2 separate regions of the Mus musculus genome follow, and region 2 is linked to region 1. The links are chromatin loops, found by intact Hi-C in ENCODE. Cell type or tissue: left cerebral cortex. All regions are shown on one strand. Each heading gives the region's core, and the rest is flanking DNA. Links, peaks and the distances in the headings are about the cores only. Region 1 holds the start of Mcrs1 (microspherule protein 1). Region 2 holds the start of Prpf40b (pre-mRNA processing factor 40B).

Evidence for each region. Peaks named below come from ENCODE experiments on the same cell type or tissue, not always from the same donor. Only the 100,000 strongest peaks of a DNase experiment are listed, where the experiment ranks them.
Region 2: it touches region 1 in a loop (2.0-fold over the local background); 3 of 42 quality-filtered maps call a loop at or near these places.

What each region holds. Positions count from the first base shown.
Region 1 is chr15:99,245,680-99,260,816 of GRCm38, reverse strand. It overlaps Mcrs1 (microspherule protein 1), which reads left to right and starts at 8,856. Exons shown (of 15, transcript NM_016766.3): 1 at 8,856-8,955; 2 at 10,235-10,354; 3 at 10,803-10,941; 4 at 11,311-11,449; 5 at 11,957-12,115; 6 at 12,257-12,366; 7 at 13,430-13,538; 8 at 13,752-13,890. The coding sequence starts at 10,345. It overlaps 1700120C14Rik (RIKEN cDNA 1700120C14 gene), which reads right to left and starts at 9,029. Exons shown (of 3, transcript NR_045627.2): 1 at 8,816-9,029. Gm25999 (a small nucleolar RNA gene) reads left to right here and starts at 5,803; the gene lies at 5,803-5,935. In left cerebral cortex, for the core only: CTCF peaks have their summits at 8,327 and 11,673 (motif pointing right); DNase peaks (open chromatin) are centred at 9,555, 11,260, 11,656, 13,022 and 2 more places; H3K4me3 peaks cover 2,742 bases; H3K27ac peaks cover 6,459 bases.
Region 2 is chr15:99,286,082-99,301,878 of GRCm38, reverse strand. Prpf40b (pre-mRNA processing factor 40B) reads right to left here and starts at 6,641. Exons shown (of 26, transcript NM_001370635.1): 1 at 6,451-6,641. It overlaps Fam186b (family with sequence similarity 186, member B), which reads left to right and starts at 14,699. Exons shown (of 8, transcript NM_001081254.1): 1 at 14,699-14,934. The coding sequence starts at 14,839. In left cerebral cortex, for the core only: a CTCF peak has its summit at 6,559 (motif pointing right); DNase peaks (open chromatin) are centred at 6,038, 6,711 and 7,293; H3K4me3 peaks cover 2,519 bases; H3K27ac peaks cover 1,797 bases.

The DNA of each region.
Region 1 (15,137 bases), core at 7,138-15,137:
TTCAAGACCAGCCTGATCTACATAGTGAGCTCCAAGCCAGGCTGGACAAAGAGACCCTGTCTTTAAAAACAAAAACAAAAACAAAAAAAGACAAAAAAAACGAGTAATTTGACTGCAGATCCTGTGTTCCCAACCATTGCATTCGAATCTTCCAGAAGAAACATGGAGTCCTAAGCAAAGATTCAAAAGGACCCATGAGCCGTGGCTCCCACGGAAGCTCCATCCACACCAGGGAAAGAGAGTGCACTGAGACTGTTCTCCACCACGGATGACTAAGCTGAATGGATGGAGTCACTGCTAGCTCCTTCTTTTCATCTGTATCCTGTTTCTTTCTGGGCTCCAAGTCTCCACTTCATCATGAATGCTGGAGGGTCCCGTGCACTGGTCTTGGCTCTCCTGCATTATACCTATGTCTACTCTCCTCCCTGGGCGTTCACGTCTGCCTCATCATGATGCTGACTTTCTATATCTCCAGACCTCTTTCCTAAGGAAACTAGTATGTCTGCCTCTTAAACAAAACACCTCCGCCAGGATACCTCGCAGGTGCCCAAAACTGAACCTATTTAATTCAGAGCTCTTTGTTTCTGCTCCCACACAACTCTGGGCTTCCCACAGGCTATTCCTTTGTTGTAATTGAAGATGATTACTCAACAGATAGCAAGCATGTACTTTAGTACTGAAAAGAAGAAGAACCCGAGCCAAACGACTGAACTCGGAGCTCACCAGCTGGGCAGGGGGAGGAGCGAGAGGATGGGCAGGGGGAGGAGCAGGAGGATGGGCAGGGGGAGGAGCAGGAGGATGGGAAGGGGGAGGAGCGAGAGGATGGGCAGGGGGAGGAGCGAGAGGATGGGCAGGGGGAGGAGCAGGAGAATGGAAGGGGGAGGAGCGAGAGGATGGGCAGGGGGAGGAGCAGGAGACTGGAAGGGGGAGGAGCGAGAGGATGGGCAGGGGGAGGAGTGAGAGGATGGGCAGGGGGAGGAGCAGGAGGATGGGAAGGGCAAGCGAAAGCATGAGTGGGTGATCCTTTAGTGCTGAGAGCCAGGCTGACCCAAGGCTCCCCCCGCCCCCCATGCCTGATGTATGGAAAGATAACAGTAGTTCCTTGTGCAAACCCAGAAATATGCCTGGCAAGGATTTGTGGGTCCTGAGAACCCCACTCTTCTCCCTAAGGAGCAAAGTTACCCTCTCCAGCGCTGTCTGGCTGACATCCTGTGTCCCTTTATGCAACACTGCTTGAGTAGCCTTCTGCTGACTTCACAGTATATGATAGTTTTCTGTTGGCCTAAGACACAACTTGTGCAAGACCTCCCGACTCCAGCTCTCGCGGCTTCTGTCTTCTCGCCTCCCGCTCCTCCCTCTGAGGACCCTACTGCTGAAAAATGCCTTACTAGTACAGGTCAGTTTCTCCTGGAACTCCGTTTGTTTCTCATGACACACACAAGCCCTCCTATGTGCATGCATGTGTGTATATTAATGCATGTGGCACCAAAGTTCCTCCCCCTTGCGTGTATTATGCACATATACCCATCTCCAAACAATGACCCTAGCAACCTCAGAGTTCCTTCAGTGTATTGGGCTATGAGCACCCTCATTTTTTTTAAAGATTTATTTATTATATGTAAGTACACTGTAGCTGTCTTCAGACACCCCAGAAGAGGGCATCAGATCTCATTACAGATGGTTGTGAACCACCATGTGGCTGCTAGGATTTGAACTCAGGACCTCTGGAAGAGCAATCAGTGCTCTTAACCGCTGGGCCATCTGTCTAGCCCGAGCACCCTCATCTTTGACCAACAGTTTAAACTTCCCCACTCCTAGTAACAATCAAATTAAAATAGTTCTTATTCAGTTGTATTCCCAACATGTCCGGGAGTGATGAATAGAAGGCTGACCCGACCTGAACTGGTTTTAGGTACATGTGCAATAAAGGCAAAATTGTGTCTTCTGGTAAAGTTTAGGGGGAATCCCGTTTACCATCTTATGCTTGTGCGTGATAAAGTGTGCATATGATTAAAATCAGATGCACTATGGGAAGGGATGTGTGTAGTAGAAAAATTTAATATATGACTTAATCTCTCAATTAAAATAGAGAAACACCCAAACTATACTTCTCAGTAAGTAGCCCTTCCTTCTTATGGATCCCATAGGAAGAGACCTCAGGCAAAGCTTAGGGCCCTTCAGTGACCTCCCCCTCCTGTGGCCTGACGTCAGTCTTGCTATTACGTTCCTCTATAACCTGAACTATTGCTTTGCTCTGAATAATATTATCTTCTTCCATCTGCAAACCTGCCTGAGCCCTTCTTTTCAGTTCTTTAGACATGAGGCCCCGAACCTGGAAGCATCTGTCCTAGAAGGCCAAGCCTGGTAACAAAAGAAGGCAGCGATGATGTCAGAGGGGTGGAGGTGTTTGCTTCCAAGAAGAGAGGGATTCCCACAGTAGTCAGATATAAGTAGAGTTTGAATCATCTGAAGAGGAGCACTCTATCTGAAGAGGAGCACTCTGGGTACTGGGAATGAATGGGAGGTAGCACAGTGGGGAAGAATGCTGGAAGGCCAGTTAGGGGTGCAGAGCCTAGGGACTAGTAGTAGGGAATGGTGGGAAAACCAGCAAGGTGCTTCAGGTTTGGAATATTTTAAGTTTCTTTCTTTCTCAACAGAATTTTGCTATACAGCCCAGGCTGACCTCGAACATGCAATCCCCAGCTTCAGCCGTCCAGGTAGCTGCAATCTCAGGTGTGGGTCATAGCACCGGGCAGCCACCTAGTTTCTCAGACTGAGTCTGTGTCTCATTTTTATTTCCCCTTTCTGTGTCAGTCCCAAAGATGTGAGAAGAAAGACCACCAACCCTAGTCAAATCACCACTGCCAAATTAATTACAGCAAGCAATGAACTAAAATAAGCTTTTTCATTTGTGTACATGGGCTGTCTCCCCCTAGGGTGGGGTTCAGCCTTGGATGTGGGGAAGTTAAGGTTTTTCTAGGGTAGGGTTCCCAAATGGAGGATTTGGCGGGTAAGTAGGCAGGGCTCAGAAGCAGAGCATAAGCACAAGGGACCTTCTGAAACAGATATGACCGCAGGGTGGTCATGGTAAGGTGGTCCTTGTTAGCTCTCAGAACCCTGGGACTATGACTGAGGTGCCTGTTTACATATCAAAGAGGATACCGGCCAGACCCCCAGCATCCTTCAGTACCTGTGGCTCCTCCCAGCACCTTTCACCTTGCCCTTAACATCTCACTCTCCTTGGCTAGGCTTCCGCTTCCCTGTCCCCAGTCTGATTCCTATATAACTCAGCCATTTTGGCCACTGCTGCAAATTCTGGGCCACCATTGCCCCTGCACATCGTGCAGGCAGGACAAATTGCAGGTCAAAGGCTTTGTGGCTGGTTGGTGCCTCTGGATTATTTCTACGAAGGCATTTCCAGAGGGGTTTAACTGCAGGGGGAGTGGGGTGGGGGGGGGGGAAGAGCTGGAGTCCCAAAGTAAATAAACACAAGAGACGATGCAGAGCACCACAGCACCGCATCTGGCTCCCTGCTTACTGCCTGTGGGTGCGGTGCGCCCAGCTGCCTCTCAGAGCCGCTGCCCACGTGGCTGTCCCCATCATGATACAATGTACAGCTCAAACTGTGCTGGAGCAAACCTTTCCATAAATTGCTTCAGTGAGCACAACAATAAAAGTAACTCATACAGAAACATGGTACTGAGGACTGGCCACTGCTGGGATAAAGGTGACCGTGCAGCTCCTAGGCCTTTGGAAATGGTTTCGGGTTAGGAGAGGAAGATTTTGGCAAGAGCAATCCTGGAATGCTCTCAACAGAGTTTTGTAAGCCGTTATGGTGCGAGTCTAGAGGACCAGCACCCTGACATAGACAGTAACTGCTGTGCTCGTTGAGTTTCAGAGGGAAACATGGTAGCACCATTCTTGTTACACCCTGGCTACACTCTGCTCACACCAAGAGAACTTATGTAGACACACATTTTTTTTTTTGCAACCTACTTTTAGCCAACCACCCAGCAGAGGTAGTGGAAGAGAAAAGTTATTAGCATATGGGGGAAGTGGACTTGTTCAGCAATAGTTCTTTGGGGGCAAGCTCAATCGTCTCGGGCAGTAGTTCAGTCCCATAGCAAACACCAAATACAACTCAGCAGCTGCACACCAGTCCTCTAGGCAGGCAGACACACCAGGTACGAACCGGCAGCTACAGTCCAGTCCTTTCAGCAAGTGGAGACCAGACAGCTGTAGTTCAATCCTGAAGGAACCACCAGGCTCGCCAACCGGCCTGAGGTGAGGCCGCAGAAGCGACAAGCTGCCACAGGAGTCTCACAAGCAGTTCTTGGGTGAGATTCTCTCAATGGCAGCTTTACCACAAGTTGAGCTCAACAAGAAATACAAGCGAATCAGTACATGTGTGTCTTTAGCAAAGACAGAACAAACCAAACCAAGGCTGAGTGCTCGGCTCTTGATGTCTGTGGGTCATATTTATATACTCCTTCATCAAGAGTCCTTTCACATGTTTGCTTTAGCCAAACATCCTTTCACCTGTGTCTGCTTCAGGAAAACAGTCTTTCCCATGTCTGCTTTAGCAAGATGTCCTTTCACCTGGGTGCCCCGACAAAATATCATTTGACATAACTAACTTTCCAAAGAACTAGAAGTTTCCACTTCAAACTTGACTGGGGCGGAATTAACGAGTGATGGACTAATGTGGAGGTGGAGAAAATGTCATAATCACAACATGGTGTCTTAGGCTATAGTCATGGCTTCTGCTCACTAATCTTATCCAGCTTTACAGGGAGCAGGGCCACAGGAAAGGTGTCCTGCGGGCAATACCCCATCTACTGAGACACCAATCTGTGAAAACTCAAACTTGAAAGTCTAAATTGGGAATGCCCCTGAAAACGTTCACTGTTTGAAAACAGAACCTAACTAGATTCTGTTTTCCCAGGTGTTCTGGGTTGGGCCACTAGTGTGTACAGAAGGCACTGCAACGGTAATAGGAAGAGGATAGACTACATCTTGAAGCCACAGTGGAACTTGGTGGTACCTACGTGGTGGTAGTTGTATAGGCACACATAGTCTCCAAGGCCAGGCAAGGTGGAATGGGGTCAGGTTCCCTGGGAACCCACTGCCTGACCATGTGAACGGGATGCCAGAGTTGCAGTGCATATTGGAGGTTCTAGGGCTATGGAGCATCTGCTGAGGAAAGCTGCAGGCAGAGAAGGGCGCTGACCGGAGAGGAAAGCTGCAGGTGCTGCCGGTGGTGGGCTGGGGCCACAGCTGCTAACAGTGCTGGAGCCCAGACGGTTCCATCATGAGTTCAGACTGCAGAGTGCTGGCCTGTCTGGGTTTCAGTCTTGCTTTGGCCTGGTCTTTTGCAGCACACTTTACAGAGTGAGTCACCTCTCCAGCCATTGGCCTGATCTTCCCTGCATGACCCACACTCTATTTTGGAATGGAAATATTTACACTGTGCCATTGTATACTGTAAGTAACTTGTATTTTATTTTATAGAGACTCGCAGTTAAGAGGTCACCTGAGTCTCAGAAAAGACTCTGCACTTATATTTTTGAATCATTTTGAAAGTGTTGAGACTTTGAGTTTTTTTTTTTTTTAAGATGAAATAACTGCCTTCTGCATTAAGATATGAACATGAAGGCAGGCATGTGGCACCCACCTTTAATCCCAGCACTCTTCAATGCTGCACTTGTCTACCAAGTGAGTTCTAGAACAGCCAGGGCCATGGAGAGACCCTGTTTTCAAAAGCAAACAAACAAAAGAAACAAAGAAAGAAAAATGAGTGTGATACAGCCAGTTGAGCTGGCCAGGCCCCCTTCTTCATGGCACCTGTGTGTAATGGCTGCAAACAGAAGCCTACTTGGAGGGATATTCAACCTTCTATCTGTGTGGGTTTCCCTAAGGGATCTTGGTGGCAGCTTTCTAGGGGCTATTTCTGTCTCTGACCTCAATACTATCCCCAGTCCAGGCTGCAGACAAGCGTGCATGCTGCCTTTGGGAAGCTCCAGGACACAGTGGCCAGGATCCACTTAGGCCAAGTCATCAAGCCCATCTGTGTCAGGTTTCACAATGAGGAAGGTGGTTAAGGCCTTGCATAGAGGTAAGGTTCAAGTTCCCTGGCCTCTGGAAGAGCCACGCCTCAAAGAGGTGGGGCTTTACCAAGTTTAATGCAGAAGAATTGAAAGGAGTGGTAACTGACAACCAGTGCATCCCTGATGGCTATGGGGCACATATGTCCCCAGTTATAGTCCCTGGGGAGAGTGGCAGACTCTGTGGTCCTCCTGAGAGCTTCCACTCTGCTTACTATGCCCACTGAACCATGTTCAGTAATAAAGCTCACATCCGGTCTAAAGAATTAACATGAGACTTTAGGGAATGCTATGATTTAAAAGTGATGTTTCAGGGTTGGGGATATAGCTCAGTTGGTAGAGTGTTTATACAACACGCACAAAGCCATGGGTTTGATACCCAGTACCACACAAAACCAGGGATAATGGCACCCGGCTGTAATCCTAGCACTGGGGAGGTGGAGATGGGAGGATGAGAAGTTCAAGGTCAATCTTTTGATAACTTGAGTTTGAGACCAGCTGGACTGCATGAGACCCTGTCTCTAAAGCCTAATACCTGGGTGTGGTGACACACGCCATTAATCCTTACATTGGGAGGCAGAGGGAGATGGATCTCTGTGAGTTCAGGACCTACATTGCAAGTTACAGGACAGCCAAAACTACATAGAGGCTCTGTCTCAAAAACCCAAGCCAAACAAACCAAGAAAGACCGGTGATCGCTATGCTCCAGTGGCACCAGCAGCTGATGGATGCCACCGACATAAATGTGGTATGCCTGGACATCAGGTGGGCTTGTGATCTTGTCCGCTTAACCTCATTTAGAGTCACAAGACATCTGTGAAGCTATTTCTGGAGGTTTAACTTAGATGGGAGACACACCCTAATTTCGAGTGACCTTGGGCTAGGGCTACAGACTGAACAGAAAGGAGAAAGCAGGCAGAACACCAATACTTCATCTCTCTGCACTTCCAAGTTCTGGACACAGCGTGAGCAATCACCCCACACTCCTGCCACCATGCCTTTCCTGCCATGATGTTTGTCCCCCTCACACCCCCAAAAACCCTGTGAGCTAAAATAACCCTTTCTTCTTTCAGGGTTTCCTTCTTTAAGGGTTTGCCTTTCCTAGGAGAAAAACATCTAACAAACATTGAACAGTACCCATCCAGCTCTTTACCAAACGATCCCTTGTTAGGGCTGTCCATGTGGCTTGGTGGGACAGAACTTGCCTGATAAGCAACAAGTATTTCACTCCTACTTAAAAACAAACAAACAAACAAACAAAAACTCTTTAAAGAAGAAAGCCCAATTAATTGTCATCTGTATAGATACTAAACCACACTATATTTTGCACAACCCACCAGACTGTGTCCTAGTTTGTTTTTAATTGCTGTGATCAAAACACTGTAACTAAAGGCGACCTGGGAAGCAAAGGGTCTATTTCATCTCATAACTTTCTTTTTTTTTTTTTAAGATTTATTTATTGGTTATATGTAAGTACACTGTAGCTGTCTTCAGACACTCCAGAAGAGGGAGTCAGATCTCGTTATGGATGGTTGTGAGCCACCACGTGGTTGCTGGGATTTGAACTCCAGACCTTTGGAAGAGCAGTCGGGTGCTCTTACCCACTGAGCCATCTCACCAGCCCCTCATCTCATAACTTTCAAGTCACTGTCTATTACCGAGGAAAGTTGGGGCAAGAACCTCAAGGCAGGCACTGCTTAGACCTCCCACATCTATCCAAACAAGAAAACACACCCCAGACTTGCCTACCAACCAGTCTGAAGGAGGCATTTTCTCAACTGAGCGCGAAGATTCTAGCTAGTTTCAAGTTGACAAACCTCTAACAAGCACACTGTATACCAGAAAACTTTGTTTTGGGAGCGATAAAGCAAATACATGCTCGTTAAATAAGTAACAGTATATTATGAAGAGAAGACTTGCAACTTGTCAGGGTCGTCCATTTGACACTTAAGTTCAGGATGTCAGGCACGCTGGGCAAACGCTCTTCCCGGAAGCTCCTCCAGCCAGAGCTGCTCCACTTTTGTGCCCCTCAAAGAAGGCATGAAAGAGCTATTAGAGCCCAGTCTCCCTAGCTTTCCCGGGCATCTCTCACGGCCCCAAAGTCTGGACGTCTCCTGTTCTCTGGGAACTAGTTCTTTCTTTCAAAACAGTTTCCTCAGGGAACACTGTCCTCTGAAAAGGATTCGGTTGGTTTGCTGGCTACCCACGACTGACCCCAGCAGTCTAGATGGAGTTCTTCTGGCGTAAGCAACTGGCGCCGCTCCTTCTAAGGAGTGTTTCCTTAGGAACGCGGCCACCATCCTGCATCTCCCCCTTAGACAGGAATTTTCGGGATCGTACTGTACGCCACAGTTAGAGCAAACTCTCCAACATGTTCCTCCAGTCCTGTGCTTAGCAAAGAGCCTGACCGAATCCCTTATCTGAAAACACTGGCAGATAAAACAATACAAGATTTGGTCCAGAGAGACCTACCAAGGTTAGTGCTAATTACGAATGCACGGCGGCCCCGCCCCTCCCAGCGTCGCCTGGGCGGGGTCTCAGCACAAGCCCCGCCCTCCCGCTGCGTTTTCCAACACGGAAACCTCCGCGGTTCCTATAATTAACACTGCCTGGTGCCTCCCTAAGCGCTTCTGCCAACCGGGAAAGCTGTATTTCCGGCTCCCCGCAAAATGGTTTCCACTAAGGCGCACGGCCACGCCCCTTCCACTTACGGGTCCAGGACGAACCGGAAGAGATCGTCCAACCCTTCGTTCGCAACCCGGAAGTAGATGTGTCTCACGGAAGCCGGCTTTGGCCCTGCGGCTCCTGCCGTCGCCGCGGAGAAATTGTTGGAGCTGGCAGCCTAGGAATGGTGAGACCCCGCGACTCGTCTCCTAGTGTTCTGAGTAGACCTGGAGGGTGAAGTGGAGTTTCCCAACGTGCCTCGGGGCACAACCCCACAACAAGATTTGGGGCCCCGCCCCGGTATCGCCCCGAAAAATCTGCGCATGCGTAAGTCCGATCAGGCCAGGCTCTGGCCTGCGGTGTTACGCATGCGCACAGGTGGCATGCTTGAGGTGGGATGAGAATTGTCTGGGAGTTGGTCCTGGTTCGCTACCACCGGCCTGTGGGCCTCAGAGCCAGATGGCGAGATCGATGCAGTAGTATGGAGCCGAAGAGTTGACTAAATTACCACTGCTCCCCAGAGTCCCTGAAACAGACCTGCACTGATCCCTCACCTTGGGGGTGCCCTGTCGGGAGGAGGGAAGGGAAGGAGGGCAAGCACTTTGCCTTAGTTGCTCGTGGGACTGGACACCTGCACCCCCCTTCTGTGGTACCCACGGAGCTGGTCGTGGAGCGTCCTTAAAGGCAGAGCCAGAACTTTGCTCTACGAGACGCCGGAGTCAGGAGGGGCGGGGCTGCCAAAGCGCTGGGTATTCATACAGTTCCCAAACCACGTTTGAATCGTCCGAAGGAACCACCCGCTTTAGTAAAAGCTGCAAATGGAAGGGAAAGCAAAAGGGTAGCGAGATAGTGGGATTCCATCTACCTTCCCAGGCTGTGGCCTGGGGGCAGGCTGGTGCTGCTGATTTGAGTAGACAGGCAAAGGAAAACAAATGAGTCAGGAATCCCTTGACCCTTTCTGGTTAACGTTCCAAATGCTTAATTTAGGATTCACTGGTAAAATTAAGAGAGATCTCTGAGCCTAATACGTTTTTTCCCACATCTTTTTATCATTCACACAAAGGCCTCAGTGACTCCCACATAGCTACTTATATTTTTTGTTTTTATTGTTTGGAGCAGAGGCTCACCATTATATAGATAGCCCTGGCTTGCTCTGTAGACGAGGCTGGCCTTAAAGTCAACAGAGATCCACCTGCCTCTACCTCTACCTCTACCTCTACCTCTACCTCTACCTCTACCTCTACCTCTACCTCTACCTCCGCCTCCACATGCTGGGATTAACTGTCAGAGCCATCAGACCAGGTAATAGCTACTAATGGTTAGGTGCAATTGAGAGTAGAGCTCTTTTGCCTCTTCCCACTACCTCAGACAGGGTGCACGAGTGCACGAGGATAAGGGATTGGTCAGTCAGTAGGTTTGGCCTGTTGGAAACCCGAGCCTGAGGGAGCCTTACCTCTCCTTCCCAGACTCTCTTCTCAGCATCCAAGCTCGCTTGGTCAGAACCCTTGGATGAGCCTGTGGGACCCTTCCTCCTAGCCCTGTGGTTTGGAGCCGGAGGCTTTGGGACTGTGAGAGGATGGACAAAGGTAGTGTGAGGCCCGGCCATCTCCCCAAGCTCTCGGGCGCCAGGCAGCCTCTGACTCTACCCCTTGCCTTGCACGAGTGTCTCTCGGTCTTGGCCCGGCAATGCCACCTACCACCCCCCTCCCCTGGGCCAGCACCACCCATGTGCCTCTCGGCAGAGCCACAATTGCCTCAGTTGCTGTGGAGCTTCTGCTCTTTGGCACAATGCATTTTGATAGCCAAGGGAGCAGTTATGCTCAGAGCCCACCCCGTGTGTCGGCCTCATCAGCCTGACCTGAGCACCTGTGCTGCACCCCATGACCCGTGGCACCAGGAGGTCTGAGCCCGGATGGGATCTGGATGGCCAAGGAGGAATGCCTGCCTCAAAGACCAAGCCTCAGGGAGGCCGGGCAAGGGCTGAGGGGCTGACACAAGGGTCCGTGCACAGAGGTCACCCTTTCTCTTTCCTAGATTCTCAGGGGCTGCTAGACTCGTCCCTGATGGCGTCAGGCACAGCCAGCCGCTCCGAGGATGAGGAGTCACTGGCAGGGCAGAAGCGAGCATCCTCCCAGGCCCTGGGCACTATCCCCAAACGCAGAAGCTCCTCCAGGTAGCCTGGGCTCAGAGCGCCTGGAAGGGGAGGCATGTGGGGCTAGGCACGCCCTTGCTAGCCTTGGTTTGAAATGGCCTTCTGAGCCTGCCTGGGTTCTGAGCCTGCCTGGGGTCCAAGCAAAGCCTTGTGCTTTTCCTTTACCTCCTCTGCCGGTGTGTCCGGATGGCACCGAGGATGGAGAGTGAGGGGTTCCATCTCTGTTGAAAGGTTGCCTGTTACCTCAGAGGACTAGAACTTGGCTTTTCCATGTCCACTGAGCCAGACACTGCTGGAAAGTGAAGGCAGTTAGTTCCCAAGGGGAGCCTGCACCTTGGAAGCCGTGCGTGGGTGTGGTACCAGTAGTTAACCCTGCAGGACCTTCCACAGGTTCATCAAAAGGAAGAAATTCGATGATGAACTGGTAGAGAGCAGCCTGGCCAAATCCTCCACCCGGGTGAAGGGGGCCGGCGGGGTGGAGTCAGGCCGCTGCTCAGGGAGCGAGCCCTCCTCTAGTGAGAAGAAGAAGGTAAGGGGCTGGGCAGCTGGGTGAGGCCTGCCAGGGACTGCACTGCCCAGCCCCCATCCCAGACCCCTCCGTCCTGTCTCTCCTGCTCCCTCCCTTGCTGCGTCCCTCGCCAGTGCATCCTGGATCGCATTCCGTGTGGGAGGCAGGGAGCTCGTATCTATTCTGGGAGCAGACAGCTTGTTCCCAGCATTGCAGGGTGTAAAAATAACCCCCAGGTGGCATTGCTCTGGCCCCAGACAGTGCAGCAGCAAGAGTAGTTTCCTGGCATCCCCCCACCTGCCCTCCTTTCTGGGGCTGAGGGCGCCACAAGCAGAGAGAGGACCCCACCCAGTCAAGAAAGATACACAAGGACTTGGGCGGGGGTGGGCATTAGAAAGCTCCGCTCTCAGCTTGGCTCCCTGGTGTTGTCAGAGCCTGCGGCTGTCACAGTATGTGATGCAGTAGGTCCGAAGCCCCAGCTCTTCTGACACCAGCTCTGAGTTCACTGTGGTCCCGTCCTGTACCCAGGTATCCAAGGCTCCCAGTACTCCTGTACCTCCCAGCCCTGCCCCAACCCCTGGGCTGACCAAGCGTGTGAAGAAAAGCAAACAGCCACTTCAGGTGACCAAGGATCTGGGCCGATGGAAGCCTGCAGATGACCTCCTCCTCATCAATGCTGTGCTGCAGGTACCCACCATGGGCCTGGGGCTCCATCCCTCCTGTCCTCCAATTTCCAGTCCCCATACTAGCTTAGCAGAACCCTGTGGCTTCCAAGGGAAGGATTTTTCCCAGTGCTGAGCTAGAGCAAACCGTTCTGGGGTCTTGCAGACTAACGACCTGACATCTGTCCACCTGGGTGTGAAGTTCAGCTGCCGCTTCACCCTTCGGGAAGTTCAGGAGCGCTGGTACGCCCTGCTCTACGACCCTGTCATCTCCAAGTGAGTGGGCTGGCTTCAGCAGAGGGGAGGACTGGGGCTCCCCAATTTTGGAACTTGGTATAGGAGGGCCAGATTCAACCAGGACCCAAAGGAGGGTCTTGGGAGGCAGGGCCATGGGGCTTTGTAGCCTCTGGGTTAACCTGGGGACCTACTGGGCATTCTGGAGTGTCTCCTTTCTTTAACCTCTGCTAGTCCCAGATGGAGGTCAGCGTCCTGGCATGGGACATAAATGCCTACAAATGCCAGGAGCCTCAGTTCCACCAGTGTGTGCCTTGGGCCACTTCTGAACTGTCCACACTGGCCTGTCACAGGTCCTGATAAGAAGAGGGATCTGGCCTTCCCGTACTCAGGAGGCAGAGGCATTGGCTGAGTTGGAGGCCAGCCTGCTCTACAGAGTGACTTCTAGGACAGCCACGACTACAGAGAGAAACTCTCTCTAAAACAAATGCGAGAGAGACAGAAACAGAGACAGACAGAGACAGACACTGAGAGAGACACTGACATAAAAGCCCAAGACCCGTCTAGTGTTAGCAAAGTTTCAAGTAAGCTCTTGCACATACATACCATACTCCTCCTCAGTTTCTTAATTCAGTGTCCTCAGAGCTTGGTTTGAATCTGAACACCCATCTTCTACTCCTCCACAGCCCTACCACCTACTCAAGCTGTAGCCATAGTCCCGAGAGACCAGAAAATGGCTTGGCCTCAGCTTGGAAAAAGGAGGCCGTGGGCAGTGGGTAATGAGGAAGGGCTGGGAAGAGAGTTGCAGATGATCCCAGGGTGTCTCAGAAGCCGGCCTCTTGTCTGCTTGCTTTGAGCTGGGGTCTCTGTATGGGTGGCTGATGGTGAGAGCTTACTCTGTAGACCAGACTGGCCTTGAACCTTGAGCAGCCGCAGGTTCCCGGGCTCCTTCACTGGACCTTGCCCTGGTTATTTCTACCACAGGCCTCTAGGCTCAGGATCTCTATATTCCAAAGACTTATAGGTTTTGCGGGGAGTAGGAACCCCAGATTACTTGACGCCTTCCTTTTCAGTTTTCCCTTCCTTTCTTTCTTCCCATGTGCAGGCTGGCTTGCCAGGCCATGAGGCAGTTACACCCAGAAGCCATTGCAGCCATTCAGAGCAAGGCCCTGTTCAGCAAGGCTGAGGAGCAGCTGCTGAGCAAAGTGGGATCAGTAAGTGGGCAGGCCACGCGCTGGGCCGATGGAAACCGGCAGTGTAGGGAGTCCTGTTGTCCCGGATGGGGTCTGCATACATCTGCAGGGGTCTTGATGGAAACCATGCCTGGCCTCTGGTGACTGTTGCTTTTTCCAGTTCCTTGGCCTGGGGACAGGGATGGGGTAGGAATGAAGAAACCCAGGCATGAAGAGAATGTTTCTGATCTCCAGAGCAGCCAGCCCACCTTGGAGACCTTCCAGGACTTGCTGCATACACACCCTGATGCCTTCTACCTGGCTCGTACTGCCAAGGCTCTGCAGGCCCACTGGCAGCTCATGAAACAGTATTACCTACTCGAGGATCAGACAGGTAACGGACACCCCAGGAGCTGTCGGGAGCAGTCAGGTGTTCAGGTGTGGGAACATGTGCCAAGTGCTGCAGGTGCAGTTGCCTGCCAGCGTCCTGTGAGAGAGTTCTCAGCAGCCCCGTGTGTGTCCTCCTCACCTCCATCTGCCAAAACAGCAGCAACAGAACCTGCTGCCTTGTAGTGCTGGCAGGGCCTTTGGCATCATGGAATGGGGAACCAGCTTGCCTGCTATCCTGAGCCAAAAGTCCAAATAGTAGTTAGTATTACTACTTCTTGTTTAGGTTTTTTGTTGTTGTTTTGTTTCTTGACATATTTGGCCATCACATGAACAGTATGTTTAGTGTATTATTTATGGGGAGCCTGAAAACTAGAGCAAACTGGGCATGTCGTCTCTAGTCACTTCCCCCCACAAGATTCTCACCCTGGCTTTCTTTCCAGCCTGCATCCTCCTTCCATTGCCTTGCTCCTGGACCAGGGAGTCTGTGTGGTCAGGTGGTTTAGCCCTAAAATCCCCAGCAGGGCTTCATATTTAGGCCCCGTCCATCCTCTTCCCTAAGGGCTGGGAGGCCTTCTGCCACCTCTCACCGCCAAGCTAGGAAAGCCACCGGGTTGGACTGTAGGAGGCCTGCAGGGGGACTGGTGACCCAGGTTCTGGTTCGTAGGGTTCAGGCCCACTCCTCGTGGCAAAATCCACTGCCTGCTGCACTGTGCACCGCCATAGCTCTTCCTGCTGCCTGGGAGTAAAGCCTTCCTTGCCCTAGCATGCTCCTGCAGCTCAGGTTCGGAAAGATGGCCACGGCCGGATGGTAGGACATGTGTCCCCTCGTGATAGTGTTCCGGGGGCTTGCCGTCTTACCCATCATGTAATCCTCACAGGACGTTTGGCAGACAGCATTTATTTTTACTGTTTTAAAGCCAGCTTGCTCCCTCTTTTTGTTGTTGCCGTTTTGGGTTTTTTTTTTTTCGGTTTTGTTTTGTTTGTTTTGTTTTGAGTCTTGGTTTTCTACAGCTCAGGCTGACCTCTTGCCTCCGTCTCCCAAAAACTGGAACTATAGGTTTGCAGCACCACATCCTGCTGCTTTTGTCATGATTCTGGAAATTGTTCTGTTCCCTGAAAGTCGTGTGTGTAAAATAATCTTCCCCCAAGAGTTTCAGTTTCTCATTTGTTGCTTAGAGCTGGGTGTCCCCAGGATCAGGCAGTTTTCTTGGCTTAGCTAGCAGGTTAGTCACACATTTAGAGTCCTGGATG
Region 2 (15,797 bases), core at 2,923-10,922, 45 kb before region 1:
GGATACCCCCAGTTCCAGGGATCTGACACACTCCAGTAGGCCTCCATGAGTACCAGGCACAGGCATGATGCACAGATGTACATGCAGACAAACTTAAATACATGGAAAAAATATATATATAATGTCTTTTGGTGGCTGAAGAGATGCCTCAGTGGGTAAGAGCACTTGCTGCATGAGTACCTGAGTTTGGATGCCAGCATAATATATACAAACACACATACACAGAGACAGTCAGACACACACACACACAACTGTGCATGGTTGTAACACTAGTGCTATGAAGGCGATCATTAGGGCTTGCTGTCTGCCAGCCTACCTCCAGGTTCAATGAGAGGCCCTATGTCTAGTAAATTTGGCAGTGAGGGATGAATAAAATGCTGGTTGACTTCATCTGGCCTCTGGGCATAGACGTAGACACAAACAGACAGACAGTCTTATATTGTTTGATTTTGTTTTTGAGACAGGGTGCCACTATGTAGCCCTGGCTACCCTGAAACTTATTCTGTAGACTATATTAGCTTAGAACTCAAGAGATCCTCCTGCCTCTGCCCCCCAGGGGCTGGGATTCGAGGTGTGCCCACGCCTGGCTCAAACACATTTTTTTTTCTTAAATTATTTATTTTTGGTATGAGTACACTTCTTCAGACACACGAGGGCACTGGATCCCATTACAGATAGCTGTGAGCCACCATGTAATTGCTGGGAATTGAACTCAGGACCTCTGGAAGATCAGTCAGTGCTCTTAACCTCTGAGCCCAGCTCAAACACTCTGTAAAAGGTGAGGATGTGGCTAAAGGGCTGTTTTTCTCCCTAAGCAGAAGCTGAGGACCAGCACAAGAGCTCTAGTAAGAGGTGGAAGTTTGGACGGACAGGAGCTGCCTCACAATTGTTCTCAGTTACCCCGCTCCTGAGGAGGCCTGACCAGTTAAAACTGCTTTGTAACCTTTATCTCTAGAAATATCTTTTTCCTTGTCCTAAGTAGCTATGTGCCAAGCTATTAGAATTCTCTATTGTCTACCTTCAACTAAGTGTACTGTTCCTATCCTCTGGAGAGTTTATCTGTATGGAATGTCAGAAATGACTTGCATAGGAGATACCAATTTTATGTTCTACTATTTCACCTTAAGCTGCTTTAAGAGCCTTTAATGTGTGTGTGTATACACACATTATTATGTTATGTGCATTGGTGTTTTGCCTACATGTGAAGGTGTCAGAAGCCCTAAAAATGGAGTTACAGATATATGTAAGCTGCCACGTGGGTGCTGGGAATCAAACCAGGGTCCTCTGGAAGAAGCAGCCAGTGCTCTTAACCACTGAACCATTTATCCAGCCTCTTAAACCTACGCCGTAATCATCCTTCAGTCTTATCAGGCCCAGCACCACCATGTTATGTAGTCATCTGTTGAAGACACTCTCTAGAGCCTTCTTGATATGTCACCCAGCTCTCAGTTTAACCTCCAAAAGAGTTCTTCCATCTAGGTGCTCTTTCCATTTCTTCTCACACTTCTTGCCCAAACCACTTTTCCCATCTGATCTACAATGTGGCCTCCCAAACTGTTATCCTCATATCCACTTCTATCTGTACCCACAATGCCCTCCAAAATACACATCAGACCCATAAGCACCTGCATAGAATTCTCCATTGGTTTCCCACTGTTCTGAGTGAACACCAAGACTCTACCCAGGTCTCTGAGGCCACTGACCTTGCCGGTCTCTTCCATACCCATCTCTGTGCTCCAGCCACACTCACTTCTCCCAGCTCAGGCATTCAACTGTGCATCAGGCACCTCTCCTATGTCCTATACACACTTCACAACCAACAAATATTTCCAATGAAAACCTTCAGCAACCCACTGCACTAGCCAGAGTCTCCTTTATATGTTCAACACCACACACCTTCCTTCTAGGAGTCACCCATCACAAGTTTACAGTCACTAGTATAATTCCAAACATACCATCTCATGGCATTAAAACATATACTCTATTAAACATGGATTCACAGGCTGAAGAGATTGCTCAGAGGTTAAGAGCACTGGCTTTTCTTCCAGAGGTCCTGAGCTCAATTCCCAGCAACTACTTGGTAGCTCACAAACATCTATACTGGAATCTGATGCCCTCTTCTGGAATGCAGACAGAATATTGTATATATAATAAATAATTTATTTAGAAAAAGTATTTCTAGAAAAACAAACAAAAACATGGATCCTCACTTACATCTTGGATTTAACGAATTTAGAGCAACTCCACTAAAATGTAAAGTCTTAAGGGCAGAGGTAACTCAGCACAGCGGCTCAACACTGCAATCCTAGCCCTGGGAAGATGGAGATAGGAGTATGAGGAGCTTGGGTCACTGTGGGCTGTGTAGTAAGTTCCAGGTCAGTCTGGGCTGCAGAGACTCTGCCTCACAAATGAAGCAGTAAATGAGCTACTGAGTGGATTAAGGAACTTGCCTTCAAATCTGAGGACCTGCATTTGACTCCTAGGACCCACACAGCAGAAACAGAACTGATTCACAACTTTCCCCTGTTTTCCCCCCACACATGCACTGTAGCACATGCTCTGTCATCCAAATGAGTAATAGACATTATAGAAAAATTAAAGTGGGGCAGGTCATTGACTTGGTTTTGGCAAGTCCTGCCAAACTCGGTGGCCTCTGATAAGGCCTCCTTATAAAGAAAACACAATTTAGAGCTGGAGGAGACTCTGAATATCCCCCAAATGTTCCCGAAACCTTCTATGAGACAGGTTATCACTTTATAGTAAGGCTGGCTAGGACTCGCTCGCTCTATACCCCACTCTAACTCTAGCCTCAAACCTACAACCAAACAACCCTCTTCCCTCAGCCTCCCAAGTGCTAGGATTATAGCCATGTGCCAAGGTTGGTTGAGACAGTGGCTTGGGTGGCTTGGACTGACTGGTCCTGAACTCCTGATCTTCTTGCCTCCATCTCCAAGTGCTGGACTTAAAGGAATGCCACTTCACACATCGGCACTCCTCTCTTAGCATGTGAGAAAGGTCAGACAGAGTAATTGTAAATGGTGTGTCAGTCCCACAGCTGGCTTCAGATGAGCCAACTAAATCCCATCTGTCCTCCCTAGAAGCACAGTGCCTGCCACAGAAAGCAGTGTTTTCATACCAACCTTCCCTGAAAGTGACTAAATCATCAAGATTCAAACCTCATCTTAAGAATAAACAGTGGTGCCTACTGCCTGCCCTATAAAATTCCTCGACTTAGAGTCAGGTGTTCTTAATTTGGCATATGCCTTTAAGTTTGGAGGCAAAGGCAGATAGATCTCCGAAAATTCAAGGCTATCTTGAATCAAGTTCCATGACAGCCAAAGCTACAGCGGGAGACCCTATCTCAAAATAAATATATAAATTAGTAAATTGGGCATGGTGGCATACACCTTTAGTCCCAGAACTTGGGAGGCAGAAGCAGGTGAATTTCTGAGTTCAAGACCACAGATTCTAGAGTGAGTTACAAGAGAGCCAGGACTACACGGAGGAAACACTATCTAAAAAAATAATAATAATAATAAATAAATAAATACTTTTTTCTCTTCATCTACCATCCAAAGCCTTTCGCTACAGGCAGTTCCACATCTGGCCCATCCTGAGGCCAGGGCTTCCTAGTTAACTTTCTGTACAGGAATTGTTAGATTTCTCTCATTTTATTCAAGATGATCCAAAGTTCACTCTGTTTTACTTTCACATTACCGCACACCCGAGCACCCACACCCGCACACCCACACACTCTGTCCTCTTAGGACCAAGCACACCACTTGGCAGTCGCTTGTACCTCTGTGAATGTTTACTGGGCTTCTGAGAGTGCCTGCCTTTCCAATCCAGTGTGCTACATTTTGGAAGTGAGCTTTCTTTCTTTCCCCATTTCATAATGTCTGAGGACATGGGAGGCACATGAGCATGCAGAGGCCCAAAGCTGATGTTAGGAATTATCCTTTATCCTTCATCAATCTTTTACCCTATTCCTTGGGGAGAGCCAGGTCTCCCAACCAAACTCGGAGCTCACTGATAAAGCCAGTCTCACTAGCTGTCATACTCTGGTGATCCAGTCTCTGCACTAAAGGCTAGAATTACAAGGAGCTGAGCATTTTGTATGTTCTGGGGATCTGAACTCCAATCCTTCTGCCATTGCAGCAAGCACTTAAGCCACTAAGCCATCTCGACAGCCTAGGTTTTCTCTTTCTCAAACTCCCCAACTGTCTAGACAGGGTGGCCCTCCACCTGAAGTGCTTTGATGACACCATCTCATCCCTAACCTTGGTGGATTTTTGGATACTACCTAAAATACTGTTTGCACTCATTTGTTTGTGTAAATTCTCTTGAGTATAATCGGTAATAGAAACATGTAAAATAGAGATCCTTTACCTTGGTGGAAGGCAGCAGGTATCAAATACTCATATGGGAAAAGTTACATGATAGAAAGCTAACTGTATGGAGACTTCTGGACAGAATTCAAACCCTGGCCCATTTTACTCAGTTACCCAGGGAAGACAGAGGGATGGGATGAATGGAAATGACCATGGACCTTTTAGAGTCTTCCCTCCCTCCCCCTGTGCTGTCCTTTCTTTTCTGCTCCTCTCACCTGCTGCAATACCAATACAACTTTGGGACGGTAACACTTCTGAGTGGACTCTGAAGTGACCAGTGCAAAAGGACAGTAGAAAGAAAGCTAAAGACAAGCAGATTTGTCAGTCTTCCCCGGAACAGAACACACATTGTAGGGCAGGGGAGAGTCAATACTGAGACTATTGGCCATCTAGTCATCATATATTCAGGGAGACCAATGGAAGCATCCTGATACAAGATGTAATCAATTCTCAGCCTTCAGATCTAAGGGGTAGCTCAGAACTGAGCACTCAGAAGAACAGGGAAAAAGACAAAAATAGAGAGACAGGGAAGAGAACAGAGATCACGGCTAACAGTAATGTTTGCTGGGTGCATATTATGAGCCAGAGTCACACCACATGTCCATTTAATCCTCACAACCTTCTGAGAAAGTATCCCCATTTCATGGAGAAGCTGGGGTTCTAACAGGTTACTTCGTGGCTACAGTTCTCAGAGATTAAACGGCGGAGGCAGGTTTGGAATCCAAGCAGTCCGACCCCATAAAGCTGCCTCCCAGAAAGAAGGATGGCACAGATGACATTTCTTAGCCTCATTTTTTTTAATCCCAATCCTGAGATTCTGAGACAACCAGGTGATCCTAGGTAGGCCTGGACTGACTTATTCACCAAAGGAACTGTAAGAAAATGAAGGCTAAGAGGCATATTTCTCAAAGAGAGGCAGCCATCATCAAAAAGAAACGGGGTTGGCAGAGTAGTTCAGCACTACAGTTCTTGCCGGCATTAACAAGGCCCTAGGTTCAATGCAGAGCGCTGCAAAGAACAGCTGAGCTCTAGCACCCTGTTGTCTCCACTGACCTGCAGAGCCCAAATAGGTCCAGCCCCTCCCCCACCTACTTCCTAGCCTCTACTCTGGTGTGTAAGCCCTAGCATTTCTTCTGCTCCCCACAAAGAGCCTAGAGATCTTTCTAGAATACAACATTTTGCTTCTGATCCTCCATCACCTCTTCACTCTCCCGAAGAAACAGAATGTTGTTACTTCTGGTTCTCATCGTTTTTGAACTTCCAGGGTTCAACTTCCTCTATTTATAGAGTTCTCCCATTTCTCCAACGGGATTCCCAAGGCCCAGGCCTGCCAGGACCCAGCCTTGCAAGCTTTAAATCTCTTATCCGTAAATCCCGAGAAATTTTCCCCAGTCAAGCTGAAGGTCTCCACTCCAACATCCTCCTGCTTGACGCATCCTAGAACCCCTTCGCCTGAATTCCCTCCTCAAATCCCGCCCCCTTCTGCAACGGATGGAGAGTCCGTTTATCATACTGCCCATTTTCCTTTTTAAAAGTCAATGGGAAATTCAAGGCCCAGAGAAAGGTAGTGACTTGCCCAAGGTCACACAGAGTTACCACAGTCTGTCTGAAGGCAGAGCCAGGGTTGGGACCCAGGGGCCTCTGCTCCTCCGTTTCTTGGACTACTCCGGTTCTGAGGTGGAAACCAGGAGCATCTCTTTCCTCAGAAGTCCCTCCTAACCTCGGGAGACAGGTTTTGAGAACGGATGGGTAAGGAAGGGTGTCCCCTAAGGTCCAAAGGGGCACCTGGGGCTTCCAAAAGGCACAAGCCTGGGTCTGGGGGAGGGGCACGGGCCACGCCAAATAGCCTAGGATTGGCAACTGGTTTCCATCGCCTGCCCTCCCTTCGCCCCCGACCTTTCTCCACAGACCCACCGTTCACTTCATCCCTTCCTCCTCCTCACACAGCGCCTAGGCTCTCCGTCCCCTCAGCCCCCGGTCGCACCCGCCCCCCCGCCCCCCGCCATGCACCATAATGGCCTCCCCGCCCCTTCTACCCTCACTCCCCGCCCCCACCTACCTACAGGGCTTCTTTTCCTCACCCCTCGGTCCCCTCGCCCTCCCTCAGGGTCCCGGGTGCCCCGGCGGCCCTCCCGCCTCCCCGGCTCGAGCCCGGGCCGCAGGGGGCGCTGTGAGACAGCCCCGGGCCTCTCCACCCCCGCGCGGGGACGTTACCATGCCAGAGCCTCAGAGCAGCTGGGCCGGCTCGGCCCACTCGCCAGTAAAAACAGCTCTGATTGGCCGGGCTTCGGCCGGGAGGGCGGGGCCAGTGGGGGGGTCGCACCCCTTCGTGGCCGGGGCTCCGGTTGCTCTCGCCGAGGAGCGGAGCCCCCAACCGGCCCGGTGTGCCCGGCCCGGCTCCGCCCCCGGCCCGGAGCGCCAGGCCCCGCCCCCACGTGCGCAGAATCCTGGGACCGCCCCCTGGGGCGGGGCGCGCCTGGGCCCACCCCCGGGGGCGGAGCGCGCCTGGGCGGGCCTGGGACTGACCGCGCGCTGGCTGCGCAGGGCGGCGTGGCTCTCCCGGCTCACAGCCCCCTTCTTGCCCGCGACTCCGCGGCCACCACCCAGACCGGACCGAGCCATTAATTTCTCCCGCGCAGAGGGCACTACAGCGGTTCACAGAGCGGCTCTTTTCCCTGCGTATTTTCTTTAGTTTTAATTTTTTGTTGTTGTTGGTTTTTTTCGAGACATGGTTTCTCTGTGTAGCCCTGGCTGTCCTGGAACTCACCAGGCTGGCCTCGAACTCAGAAATCCGCCTGCCTCTGCCTCCCGAGTGCTGGGATTAAAGGCGTGCGCTACCACGCCCGGCTTTAGTTTTAATTTCTTAATTCAAGAACTATTAATTAAACTCCTGTGCCAGCAGCCGTATGTGTCGGGCAAAGCCGACAAATCCCCTAAATGAGTGCGTACGTGCCTCTCGCTTAGCGCTGGGTTACTTTCAGAATCTGCCTCTGTAACATCTACAGTGAGAGATAAACGTTCAGTTATGTAGATAAGGGAACTCGAAGCTACTTAATGGGCATGCATGCTCAAGTTCTTGGGCTAGTACAGCTGGCCCTGGTTGGAGGCATTGCACCTCTTTACCCCTCCAAAGCCGGGGTAAAGACCAAGACGTTGCCTGTTTCCTTCTGTAGGTTTCTGAACCTGACTCAGGAAAACACCTCTTTATGTCTATAGACAATTTGGCTTTATCAATAGTTGTATTAAAAGTTCTTATATTCATTCTTCAAGCCAGCACTGAGTTGTAGAGGCAGACAGATCCCTGGGGCTCAGCGGCTAGCCGAACTAGCCTACATTGTGTTTTCTGACTAGTGAGAGACCTGATCTTTAAAATGATGTCCCAGGACGTCATGAAAAGCCGGACATGAGGGGAAGAAACCCTTTCCCCTGAGATCTAATTTGTCTTTCTTGAAGTGATCTCAAATAACAAATCCATGATGCACTTTAAATCTAATGTATGTCAGGTGGTAGTGGGTGTACCCCTTTAATCGAGCATTTGGAAAGCAGAAGCAGGCAAATCTCTGAGTTCGAGGCCAACTTGGTCTATACAGCAAGTTCGAGGACAGCCAGGAATACACAGGGAAATGTGTAGCCCAAAGAAGCCCTGTATCAAAACAAAACAAAACAAAACAAAACAACAAAAACAAAATAAAACCAAAACCGAGCTTAAAAAAAAATCTAAAGTCTCTTCTTTCCCTTATGTTTTCTTGCTTTTATTTTATTTATTTATCGGGGGGCGGAGGGGGACACATGTGTGCTCACTGCACCCATGTGGGAACCAGAGGACAACTTTCTGGGGTCACTTCTCTCTTTCCACAATTTGGGTCCTGGGGATTTAATCAGGTTATCAGGACTGATGGCAATTGTCTTTACCCACTGAGTCATCTCTCCAGCCTCTCCTTTAAAAAGCACTTTGTGAGCCGGGCAGGGGTGGCACACGCTTTTAATCCCAGCACTTGGGAGGAAGAGGCAGGTGGATTTCTGAGTTCGAGGCCAGCTTGGTCTACAGAGTGAGTTCCAGGACAGCCAGGGCTACACAGAGAAACCCTGTCTGGGGGGGGGGGGGGGGGCACTTTGTGTGTGTGTGTGTGTGTGTGTGTGTGTGTGTGTGTGTGTGACCTGTGTTGTTACAAGTATGTGAAATACCAGTTCTCTCCTTTGACTATGCTTTCTGGTCCAGGAGATCAAAAATGGCTGTCTCCAGGGAGAAGATAAAGGAGGCAAGCTCTTGAGAGACCTGGCAGCAATCACCTTTAACTTCTGAGCCCTCTTTTTTATCTTAATAAACTCAATTTTTACTTCACTCTCATTCATCCTGATGTTTTTTCTGCACAGCATAGTTAAGCATCTGGTTTTACCTGAGTGGATCTACTTAAAACTTGGGCTATTGGCACATGCACACACACACACACACACACACACAGGCGGGGGCGGGGGGCGGGGCGGGGGGAGTGGGGAGTGGGGGGGGGGAGAGAGAGAGCACAAAAGCACGGTTTTGTTGTTGTTACTGTGTGGTTTAGGGGCTTTGGTTTTTTGAGGTAGGGTTTAGCTGTGTAGCCCAGATTGACTTGGAATTTAACACATTGCCTAGGCTGGCCTTGAATTCACACTCCTGCCTCTGCCTCCCAAGTGCTGGGATTACAGTATGAGCAGGCAACTGTTTTTAAAGGTCAAATGAATATAGAAAGCATTTCAGGACAAAGAGCAGAGCCTTGCTTGCCTCGTTGATCTTCTCCCTGGAGACAGCCATTTTTCACAACTAGTGGATTTTCTGTTGCTGTTGTTTTGGTTTCTTTGGTTTTGTTGTTGTTTTGTTTTTGGTTTTTGGTTTGTTTGTTTCTTCAGTGTATCCCTCTGTCAGCCTCATTGCTTCTCACTGGGTAAGGAATCCAAGGAGATATCCTGATCCACTGCTACTATTCCCTTACTGATCCTATTTTGATGGATACTCGAAGGGATGGGAGAACTGCCTTGCCGGTTTGTTTCCTGGACCATCTCCCGTTTCTCACTGGATTCCCTCATCCCTCCTCACAGAGACCTTGCAGATGATGTGGGCCTCCCCAAGCCTGAGGAATAACAAGGGCAGCTGTTTGCAGAGAAAGGCTCAGCATAGACCAGAGGTCACTGACCCTGTAGGTTCTCTCAAGGCAGGACACAGCCAAGAGCAGAAAGGAAAGAATGGAGCAGAGCCAGGTTCTGGGCACTGCCATTTTCGTCTGTGGAACTCTGGAGAGTCCCAAAACTTTAATTTAGAACCCGACCTTCCAGGTACATTTTTATGAAATTAAGTTTTAGAATGTATTTTACTTAACAGTTTGTTGGCTTACAGTGTTGAAATATTTAGTGTATGGTTATTGATTCTCAGTCCTGCCTCAGCCCCAGAAATAACGGGGGCAGATGTAAGGATTTAGCTCATTGCTCTTCCCTTCTCATAAGTTATACATCATTTATCATATCCGTCTGCAAAATCCATCCTGTAACACTTTCTGTTTGTCTAATCGTCAGTTCTGACCACACTGTGATTGCTCTGCAGAGCCGAGCCAAGTGCAAAGCTGAGGCATCTTATTTTCCCAGCGGACTTTCAGTATTCCCCAGGGATTTGTCACTATCTGCTTTTTATTGTGTTCATTTGCGCTGTGTTATTTGCATTTTAACTTTTTTTGTTAATTTATTTGTGTGCAAATGTTAGTGTGTGTGCTCCACAGGCAAGCTATGGAGCCCTTTCCCTTCTTCCACTGTGTGTGGAGTCCTGGGATCAAACTCAAGTCATCAGGTTTGGTGGCAAGTGCTTTTATTGCTAAGCCATTGAGGTGACCCTCATTTTTCTTCCTTCCTTCTTCCGTCTCCGTCTCCGTCTCCGTCTCCCTCTCTCTCTTTTTCTTTCTTTTTTTTCCTGAGACAGGGTTTCACTGTGTAGCCCTGGCTGTCCTGGAACTCACTCTGTAGTCCACCAGGCTGATCTCAAACTTACAGAGATCCTCCTGCCTCTGCCTCCCTAGTGCAGGGAGTAAAGGCATGTGGCACCCCAGCTGGCTTACCCGCCATTCTTGTGTGTGTGTGTGTGTGTGTGTGTGTGTGTGCGAGAGAGTGTGTGTGTTTTAACAAGTTAAGCTTATTGTTCTCACATATGCTCTGAATATCATTTTATAGCATCTTAACCTGTTGCAATAACCTATCTTGAAAAGAACTAGGTATTGAGTGATTGTGTTTTATTTAATTATTTTCTCCCCAAAATCTCTTTGCTCCATTTTATTACATTCATTTAGAGAGAGAGAGAGAGAGAGAGAGAGAGAGAAGTATTTTATACTCAAACCCAGAGCCTTGTGCATGTTATACAAATGCTCTACCACTGAGTCACATTCCCAGCTATAAAGTTTTAAAATGATATGTTTGTTTTCCTGGGGTTTTTTTTTTCCATTTATGCAGTGAAAACTAAAACCTTGAGACAGGGGGGTGGCTCAGCCTGTAAAGTGCTTGCCTTGGAAGTATGAAGACCCAACTGGTCCCCAGAACTAATGTAAAAAGTCAGACTTGGCGGGTCACCCTAACAGCTCCAATGCTTGGAGACCTTATCTCAAAAACCAAGATAGACGGCTGTCCAGAGGAATGCCATCTGTGGTTGACCTCTGACCTCCAGATGCTTGCATGACCGTGCGTACACCTGTCCGACATATCACACGCCTGGCTTCGCTGAGGCAGCTTCTTCACAGTGAAATGATGTCATAACACCAGTTGTCATAAAGCTGAACCTCTAATGAGTTGAGGACCAACAACACAATAGTGTCTGCTCTAGATGAGAACGTTCTGCACGGAGTCTAAAGCGGGCTAGATGGGGTTTTTAAAGTTTGTGTCTCTCCTAGACGTGCGGTGATCACCCGAGAGTGGCCTTTGAATGATGCTGGATGCTGAAGCTATGGCAGCTGGCCCAAGGTGCAGGTCTCAGAACAACTAGTGTCTAGAGATGTCCCAGGCCTAAGGGGCAGGGATGTAAATAAGTCTGGCTGCTTCAGAGAGGAAGAGTCACCAACCCTTACACTCTCCAGTGCTCACCTAACTTCTGGGCATATGCACCATCTGCCCAGAGCCCAGCTACAGTCCTGAGTGTTATATGTTACATCGTGTGTGTGTGTGTGTGTGTGTGTGTGTGTGTGTGTGTGTGTGTGCGTGCGTGTGCGCGTGCGCGCACGCGCGCGAGTGTGTGTGTTGTAGTGTGCTGTATACGTGTGTTGTGACTATAGGATGTAAGAAATGTTAAATGGCAACCTTTTCTGCAAAGCACTGTGAAACTTTATTTATAATGAATTAAAATATTTTTATCTCATGGCTGGAGAGCTGTCTCAGTGGTTAAGAGCACTGGCTGTTCTCCCAGAGGTCCTGAGTTCAATTCCCAACAACCATATGGTGGCTCACAACCATCTGTAAGGGTACCTGGTGCCCTCTTCTGTCTGGCCTGCTGATGTATATGCAGAAGAGTACTCATACAGTAAATAAAAAAATTTTTTAAATATTTTATCTTCCCACTATGTGAAACCTTTATAGAAATGTTTTAACCCTCTCCTCTCTCTCTCTCTCTCTCTCTCTCTCTCTCTCTCTCTCCTCTCTCACACACACACACATACACACACACATACACACACACACACATACACACACACACACACAAACTAAACCATCAGTCCCTTTCTTTTTTAAAAAAAAAGATTTATTTATTTATGTATATGAGTGTGGTGGTTTGAACATGCTTGGCCCAGGGAGTGGCATTATTAGGAACTATGGCCTTACTGGAGTGGGTGTGGCTTTATTGGAAGAAGTGTGTCACTGTGGGGGTGGCCTTTTGTGACCCTCCTCCTAGCCACATGGGAGACAGTCTGCTCCTGACTTCCTTTGGATAAAGATGTAGAACTCTCAACTCTCAGCTCCTTCCCCAGTGCCATGCCTAGACACTAAACCTCTGAACCTGTAAGCCAGCCCCAACTAAATGTTGTCCCTTAAAAGAGGTGCTTAGATCCAATTTAACACATCTTTTTTTTTTTTTTTTTTTTTTTTTCTTTTTGAGACAGGGTTTCTCTGTGTAGCCCTGGCTGTCCTGGAACTCACTCTGTAGACCAGGCTGGCCTCAAACTCAGAAATCCGCCTGCCTCTGCCTCCCAAGTGCTAGAGGATCAAAGGCATTCGCCACCATTTCCCGGCTCCAACTACCTTTGTTAAAGACAGGATCTTCATTCAGGTCAGTAGTATACAGTTTGAGTCTTGGGCCCTCTCCTCTCCCTTTGTCTCATCAGGATCTCTCTATGTAGCCTTAGCTGTCCTGGAACTCGCTACATAGATCAGGCTGTCCTTGGACCCATGGAGATCCACCTGCCTCTGGCTCTGAGTGCTGGGATTGGTTAAAGGCATCCCCACCACGCTTTTAACAGAAAAGCGTGAGTTGTGTTCACTCTGAGGAAGGAGCTCAGAGCCTCAGCATGTCTATTTCATACACTAAATTGAGGAGGTGTCTTGGGCTTTTCTTAATTAAATCATACACTGTCTACATTTCAATTGCCTTGCTTAGATTATTTATATACAGTCTACTCATCAGTGTGGTTGAACTTAAAAGAAAAATAGAGAGGGGGAAGGGGGGAAAGAGAGTCCAGAGAAGGAGCTGGAGTAAAGAAACCAAATTCGAATCCTAACCCCGTTCTTTCAGCTGTACCTGGGTGTGACCCATCACCCTCGGAGCCTTTGCTGGCTTAGGTATGCTGGTGACGGTAAGTCATCCAGGGTTGGGACGTGCCCAGTGGTAGAATGTGTATCTAGCACACACAGGGGTCTGGTTCTGATCCTTAGAGCAAGAGTGTGAGCAATTGAGAGGGGCTAAATTTTTAAAAATTAAACATGGTCAAACTAAAAATGATTTACAAACTATGAGATTTCTGAAATCATAAGGGTTCAAAGGATCGCCCAGAACAGACATAAAGATCAGGAAGTATCCACTAGCCAGGGTCTAAGTCAATCTGGAGCTTAGCGCACTTCTGCTTGGCCGGCACAGAGCCGCAAGCAAAGCACTGAGAATATTACCAAAGGTGAGTGTTTGCTGAGTGAGTAAGCAACAGAATTACCATTGCCTTAGTGGATGGACAGTACAGTGAAAAGCAGTTGAGTGTCAGGAAAAGTCTTATGTGGGTAAGACAACTTACGATGCTTAATTTGTTATCTATTAGATGGCAGTATTTTTGGTGACAAGGGAGAATATTTTTCATGTCTGTGAACCTGCACTCTGTATCCATTCATTCAATAGGTGCTTAGTGCCCTAGTATGGGCCAGGTACAATTCTAAGTCCCAAACATACAGCGATGTTCAAAAAAGAAAGAAACGAGGGGGCTGGAGAGATGGCTCAGTGGTTAAGAGCACCAACTGCTCTTCCGAAGGTCCTGAGTTCAAATCCCAGCGACCACATGGTGGCTCACAACCATCCATAATGAGATCTGACACCCTCTTCTGGTGCATCTGGAGACAGCTATAGTGTACTTAGAGAATAATAATAAATAAATCTTAAAAAACAAAACAAAACAAACAAAAAAACAAACGAAACAAAAGCCTCCTGCTATGATTATTTATCAACTTTAGCTAGTAAGAGTGTTGACTGAGCCTTGAGCCTAGGGGCGGAAGAAAACATATCCTCATTTAGGTGTTGATTGGCTCTGATTTTAAAGTCAGAGGTTCCCTTTAGAAAGTGTCTTGTCAGCCTTCTGATGCCGTAACAAACACTTGTAAGGATTGACTCAAAGGGAAAAAGGTTATTTGGCTCGCCATTTTGGGAATTCCAGCCTGTGACCAAAGAGCTGTGCTTCCGATGTGGTGGAGTAAAACCACAGATCAAGGATAGGGGAAGAAGAAAGGGTTGGAGCCCTACAATGCCCTTCAAGAGGACACAGATCCTAAGGCCCCCTGCACAAGGCTCTACCTCTCAAATGTTCCACAACTTCCCCTTGGCACCACACTGGGGACCAGAACCTTCCACGTACGGATCTTTGGGGAACCAGGATCTAAACTGCAGCAGGAAGTCATTTTTCCTAGTTGCTTTTCTTTTTTTTTTTTTTTTTTTTTTGCCATTAATATTTAGTTTGGGAACATGATTTTTAATGGTGAGGCGAAACAAACAAAGGATAATGGCAGGCAACGGCTGGCATACAGCTGGGAGGTGGGAAGTTTAATCTTCTAATTCTTTAAGTCAAACTGATGATGTCACTGGGGAAAAGAGAGTCAGTTGGAACCTGGTGTCTGGCAGTTACTAGAGGAGCTGTGGCCGGGCAGAGGGTACCCAGGAACCTCCCTGGGCCCTTAGCCCCTAAAGCTGCCCATACTGTGTGTTCAGCCCTGTGTACAAGAGCCATGGGACATCTTCGGACTGAGAGAATTATCTAGAATGGAGAAGGACAACCCCCCACACTTGGTGACTCCCACATCAGTGAAGGCTATTATCTCAAAGATTGAGACTGCCCAGCTAATTCGGACTCAGGAGGTAACCCCAGAGACGAGGAAACTACCCTTCTATTAGGGTCTGATGTAGAGGCTGGGGACTGATCTCTAGTTTACACAAGACTCCAGCCTCTGGGCCTTTGGGGGTCCTGGGAGACTTGACAAGCCAGGTTTGCAGACAGGTGAGTTCGGAATGCTCACATCCTGTATCTGACTTCTGCAAGGGAGGCTAAGACCAACCACCTCTGAAAAGCAGGGATGTAAGGTCACAGCCCCGAGGTAAGTGGGCAGGAGGCTCCTGGACAGCACCTAGCGATGGATCCTAAAAGGTTTTGTGCAGGGGTAGATTTTTAAAATTCACACTCTGTGTTGGCAGACTGCTAGAATCCCCTAAGCTATGCCCCGGAAACACTTGGGAAGATGTTCAGAGATGTTCAGAGGCTCGGATCACTCTGGGGATGAGGCTCGGGTGCAGCTGTGCTCAGTGTTTTTCCATCTCCCCCGAGGAGCACTTACAAGGAGGGGAGTAGATGTTGACTCGGGACAGCAAAGGACACACTGCTTGAACCTTTTATCCAGTGTTTCTTTGGGATTTCCCTTTTTGTTCCCATGTTGCTTCTGAGTCCTTGTGAAATTCCTGATGTCTCCAGCCAATTCTGAAATTCTAAAGGCTTAAAAATTAAAATGGTAGGGCTGGAGAGATGGAGAGATGGCTTGGCAGTTAAGAGCACCGACTACTCTTCCAGAGGTCCTGAATTCAATTCCCAGCAACCACATGGTGGCTCACAACCATCTGCAATGGGATCTGGTGCCCTCTTCTGGTGTGTCTGAAGAGAGCAATGGTGGACTTATATACATAAAATAAATAAATAAATCTTTTTTAAAAAATTAAAATGGTAATAAGAG